Regions from separate parts of the Homo sapiens genome. Here region 2 is linked to region 1. Evidence: chromatin contacts called from ENCODE Hi-C or POLR2A ChIA-PET data. All regions are on one chromosome and are shown on one strand. Each heading gives the region's core, a stretch centred on a gene start or an enhancer-like site at or near the end of the contact. The rest is flanking DNA. Distances are from core to core; before and after follow the strand shown. Region 1 holds the start of ELL3 (elongation factor for RNA polymerase II 3). Region 2 overlaps FRMD5 (FERM domain containing 5).

Region 1 (2,704 bases), core at 111-2,610:
TAGCACAGATTTTAAAGATCAACTTTATTGAAGTATAATTTACATACAAATTTTATGTGTATTAGCCGGGCGCGGTGGCTCATCCCTGTAATCCCAGCACTTTGGGAAGCCGAGGCGGGTGGATCACGAGGTCAGGAGATCAAAACCATCCTGGCTAACACGGTGAAACCCCATCTCTACTAAAAATACAAAACATTAGCCAGGCGTGGTGGTGGGTGCCCGTAGTCCCAGTTACTCGGGAGGCTGAGGCAGGAGAATGGCGTGAACCCAGGAGGCGGGGCTTGCAGTGAGCGGAGATCGTGCCACTGCACTCCAGCCTGGGCGACAGAGCAAGACTTCGTCTCAAAAAAAAAAAAAAAAATGTATTTTTTTTTTATGAGTTTTGACAAATGTATAGGTAATTTTATTTGTAGTAGAGGACGTTAAGGTTCCCGGGGATTGTGCAGGTCCAGGGATTTAACAGAGGGATCCTGTTTAGGAAACAGGACAACATCGGGGCTCTTGGGAAACATAATCAAACAGGAACAAGTGGAGACACCAAGGGCTGGCCAGAGGTTGGTGCTGGGGTCTCAGTGCACCAGGATCTGGCCCTCTGGAATGCCTGGCGACTTCATGGCAGCTCCTGGCCCTCCTCAGGGAGCGGTCTCACCACTCTGACGCGTGTTTAGGCCACGAGGTGAGACCTAGGACTGGGTTCTGGCTCTCTGCCCTGCAACTTTCCTGCCACTACCCGCGCCCGTATCCCTGCCCACCAACTGGGGGCGCTCCAGTCGGTGACAGCCAACTTTCACTGCTGCCACCACAACCGCAGGGCCCCAATTACCTCTCTGTTAGAAATCGGTTTCAGAGCGGTGGAACCGCGGGCGGGAAAAAGCCCAGGCGCTGTCTCGGGTGCCCCTTCGTGTCAGCCATCCTCTGGTCTCTCGGGTCTCCGAAGCTCGGGGCTAACTGGGCGCGAACCGCTGAGCCCGCCTACCAACCAGGCCCTTTCTCCCGCCCCTCTGCGGCTGAAACCCTCAAGGGGTTGCAGGTTCAGCTTTCACTTAGAGACAGCAACTCCAAATTCAGGGTCGCTGGGGAAACTAAGGCAGGACTGGGGACTCTGAGTGAGAGGTCAGACGCTGGTCGCGGACTCTTTCTCCCGAGAACTGGGGATAGCTCTTCCGATAGCCCAAAGCGATTCATGCGGATCCTAGAAGAAAGCGCCGAGGTCCGGGCGGTTGGCCGGGGAGAGCGAAGCGCCGCCCACGCGGCTGGGAAAGCTTGGGGTGGCGCTGGCGGGAGGTGGGGCCGGGGGCGGGTTCCTGGCGGAGGGTGGGGCAGACGTGGGTTACCGGGTGTGCCAACCAAACCCTGAACAGAGGAGGTGGCGGTGGTGGCCCTCGCCTGTGGCCCCCGTGCTGCTTGCACTCGAACTCGTCGCCATGGAGGAGCTCCAGGAGCCTCTGAGAGGACAGCTCCGGCTCTGCTTCACGCAAGCTGCCCGGACTAGCCTCTTACTGCTCAGGCTCAACGACGCTGCCCTGCGGGCGCTGCAAGAGTGTCAGCGGCAACAGGTACGGCCGGCCCCCTTCTTCTCTAGTCACTGCCCCTAGGGACCTTGGGCCTCAGCCGGCGACCCTGGAGAAGGTGCAGGGGAGAGGGAGCGGCTTCCGCAAGCTCTGGCCTCCCCACCTCTCCAAGTGAAGCCCGCTAGGCAGGTGATCCCGGGCTCCGGACGCCGGATCCTGGGGACACTGCTTCACCTGCGCTCAACGGTCACATCTTCGCTCTCCCCGCAGGTACGGCCGGTGATTGCTTTCCAAGGCCACCGAGGGGTAAGTGCGAGCTCAGGGTGTGTGAGCGAGGTGAGGGCGAGGGAGCATAAACGTGGGCTGGAGGTGGAAGGTGCGGTCGGGGCCGGAGGCTGCGAGTAGTCACGGTCTGAGGTAGTTCCGATAACTGAACTCCAAGTGGGGCGAGGAGGCTGCTGGGGTTGTCCCAGGGGGCTGTGGTTTGAGGGGACTGTGCTGTTTCGGCCTCCTGGGGAACTCAGGCCCAGCTGCACCTGGTGTGCTAACAAGCCCTGTGGGACCCGTCTTAGTCTTACTTACGGACTGGCTCCCGGACGAGTGGCGGCGGCAGGAGGGGGAGGGGCTGACTTCATGGGGCTTACCGTCTCCTTCCACCCCCAGTATCTGAGACTCCCAGGCCCTGGTTGGTCCTGCCTCTTCTCCTTCATAGTGTCCCAGTGTTGTCAGGAGGGCGCTGGTGGTAGCTTGGACCTTGTGTGCCAACGCTTCCTCAGGTGAGGGGGAACAGGTAGCCGGCAAGAAAGGGTTTGTGGAAAGTGGGGGAGGGAAATGTGGAGAGGTGCTTAAGAGGTCTCCACCCTCCTATTTTTTTCCACCATCCTTTTCCAGGTCTGGGCCTAACAGCCTCCACTGCCTGGGCTCACTCAGGGAGCGCCTCATTATTTGGGCAGCCATGGATTCTATCCCAGCCCCATCATCAGTTCAGGGACACAACCTGACTGAAGATGCCAGACATCCTGAGAGTTGGCAGAACACAGGAGGCTATTCTGAAGGAGATGCAGTATCACAGCCACAGATGGCACTAGAGGAGGTGGGTGAGGCCAGAAATTGCAGGGAGTTGTGATAAGGTGGGGCAAAGCCTGAAGTCCAAGGTATCCCAGTACTCCAGGGAACCAAGTGCTCCTGCCACT
Region 2 (2,700 bases), core at 139-2,638, 96 kb before region 1:
CTATCAATACTTTTGTCCCCTCAGGCGATGGTTTGCCTGCAAAATCCGCTCAGTGGTGAGCCTGCTCATTGACACCTGAGAAGGCATGACTCCTCCCAAAAACTAGCCAGGTGGACCAAGGAACCCGGCTACCCATTCCCAGCAATGGGACCCATCGCGGAACCATCGGCACATATACCAAGTCCTCCTCTCATGACTCAAAGTCCACTGCAGCCTAGGAGGGTGTTTCCCAGAAGAAGAAAGGGATAGGCTCATGCCCTGTCTAAACAAACTGGGAAAACTCATTTTCTTCAGAAGTTATTTCAAGAAAGGCTCAGCGACTCTGTTTCTCATCTTTCCAATTTGCAGGATAATTTTTGGTTTTGAATTTTGATTTTTCATAGATGTATATTATTTTGAAGTATCAAATAAAAATAATTTATTTTACTATTACTGATTATTGCAGTAGTATCACCTAGCAGAGGGGACACTAGTTGAAAACTAGAGAGCTGCTGTCCTCTGTATTCTGCAGGAGCTTTTCCTGCTGGTGCCACTGGGTTCCAGTAGACTCATCACTGCAGCCTCAGCAGGGCAGGCCAGGGATCTGGACAATGGGGACTGTTTAGTTTTTTGTTTGTTTTTTTTGCCAGCCAGAACTTTTAAAAAAGTAAACATCCATGTAGAATGATTAAATGGAAAGTTGCTTCTTATGATGGTCTGAGTTGGATTTTCTTTTCCTTTTGTTTTTTCAAATCTGAGCAGAGTGGGCATCTGAAGGGACCACCGCTACAGCAACAGCAGCATCAGGGGTGGGGTAAGTCTGTCCCCTTAGTCTAGAGCCTAGTGGGCATCACCATAGTTTTGTATAATGAAACTAGACTTAACGTGATTTTTTTTTTCCGAAGAACCTCAAGACTTTTATAGTGCTCCAGGGGCGTTAAACGAATTCAGTGGTACCAGAGATAGATAGTTCTGTCAGAAATGTTGGACAAAGTGTAGTTAAGAGAAAGCAGAGTTAAGTTACCTGAGAGACTGTTGAGATTTGGATAGCAGTGCTTATTTTATATACACCCCCTTGACCCAAAGACTATTTCAATTTATATTTTAACAACGAAATGTTATTTTCTTAACAATTCATATTTTGTTTTTACTTTATGGATTAAGAAAATAGAGCCTGATGAACTAAACGATGCAAGAAAGAAACTGATCCTGAGAATGAAAAGCTTCAGAAAATAGAATTCCAAGATCAACAGCCTTAGAAGGGACCAGGAAAAGAATCTTTTAAAATAGATTTCTAAGAGATGCCTACAAAACACAGAATGTGACCGTGGCAGAGACCAACACTTAGATGTAGAAATGCTGCCCCCTAGGGTCATCCTCTGCATAAGTTCTAGGAAAGCATCACCATCCTTGCAGAGGGAAGTCCTCGAAGCACGCAGCACAGGCATATGAAGGGCGAGTGTGGGATCCTAGGCCCAAGCTCTTCAACTCTAAAACCAATCACACACAAGATCCTGTTTTCATCTCAGGGAGAGATTTCTAAGTCATCTGGGGCTTGAGGGCTTATTTAAGGGTGGTCAATGGACATATTCCTGGACCCACACAAAAGTAGAGCAGCTGCTGATACCCTAATTGGACAGCCCCAAACGCAGAACAGAACAAGTCACTTGTAGACTTGACCTCCCCTATTTTGTCCCCCGAGATGGTAGAACCATGTCCATGTTTACAATATGACAACTGTGGAATAATTGGGGTTCTTAGGGAGAGATTTGCATAATTTTAAAGACATCCTTTCATCTGGACCAGAGGTCAATCAACTTATGTCAAGTGCTACACAGTAAATATTTTGGTTTAGCACGCCATACTGTGTCACAACTGCTCAATTCTGCCATCACAGCACAAAAACAGCCACAGATAATTTGTAAATGAAGGAACATGGCTGTGTTCCAATAAAACTTTATGAAAACAGTGAGCTGAATTTAGCCTACAGGCCATAATACGCCAATCCTGCTCTAGACAATAAAACTGATCCTTACCAGTATGTTAGCAGAAGAGGGTCAGTCAGCTCTGTTTCCATGCCTGACATGTATCAAAGATCTGGGACCTCTTCCCAGTGGAGGCACTAGGGTTGCTTGTTTAAAGGGTGCTTGAACAACTAACCAGCAAAGAGATGTCTGATGCCAAATGGGCAAGATCAAATACTGGAATGCTAAAACACAGCTGGAATCTAAGAAGGGAAGAGGGCTTCTCTGACCATTTTCATACCAGCAACAATTTAGGCAGAATTATAAACATCTATTTATCGAGTGACAATACAAACCGAAGGAGATCCTAGTAGAGATTAGGGGTCAGTTAAAATCAACTAGCCACTGCCACTTGTCATCTACATAGCAAAGGCTTTATTTAGCACAGGACTAACGTGAAAAGTAGACCCAGAGATGAAAAGGCTGTCAGGAGACAGGGGGCTGGTGTCCACCTGGTATCTACTGTCTTATGCAACATAGAAGATTACCTTTTAGTGTAGTGCTCCTACCTCAGTTTGTAGAATCTGGTGTTTCTATGCAGTGAGTGATAGCCTCAACTCTGACCTTTCATATTCACATTAGAGACAGATGCAGTATTCCATATCCTAGTATGTTCCTTGTGTCTAGAGTTCTAACAGTACAGTAGTCTATGCCATTTCTAACAGCTAAATTTTGCTCTGTAAACAGAAACTTTAGG

The links. A loop is a pair of places that touch in the nucleus more often than their neighbours do. ChIA-PET counts read pairs that join two places held with the same protein, here RNA polymerase II (POLR2A). Pooled maps may share reads with other maps.
Region 2: a loop to region 1 is called in a pooled map, with 2.3 times the contacts of the local background. The contact joins the enhancer-like site here to the promoter of ELL3 in region 1. A Hi-C loop is called at or near these places in 1 of 168 maps with a recorded cell type or tissue (G401) and 1 of 50 pooled maps. POLR2A ChIA-PET finds 5 or more read pairs at or near these places in 2 of 52 experiments (activated T-cell and activated naive CD4-positive, alpha-beta T cell).

Annotation. Positions count from the first base shown.
Region 1 is chr15:43,775,622-43,778,325 of GRCh38, reverse strand. ELL3 (elongation factor for RNA polymerase II 3) reads left to right here and starts at 1,360. Exons shown (of 11, transcript NM_025165.3): 1 at 1,360-1,556; 2 at 1,782-1,817; 3 at 2,175-2,287; 4 at 2,403-2,604. The coding sequence starts at 1,425. It also overlaps a transcript of SERF2 not described here. RefSeq lists enhancers at 1,028-1,237, 1,848-1,897, 1,391-1,919 and a silencer at 1,298-1,407.
Region 2 is chr15:43,871,264-43,873,963 of GRCh38, reverse strand. It overlaps FRMD5 (FERM domain containing 5), which reads left to right. Exons shown (of 14, transcript NM_032892.5): 14 at 1-2,700. The coding sequence ends at 79. Among named protein-coding and RNA genes, the nearest start is that of WDR76, 46 kb to the right of the region's middle. Within about 2 kb of position 1,388, at least 2 of the 41 ENCODE cell types and tissues checked have a DNase peak (open chromatin) inside an H3K27ac peak, as active enhancers do.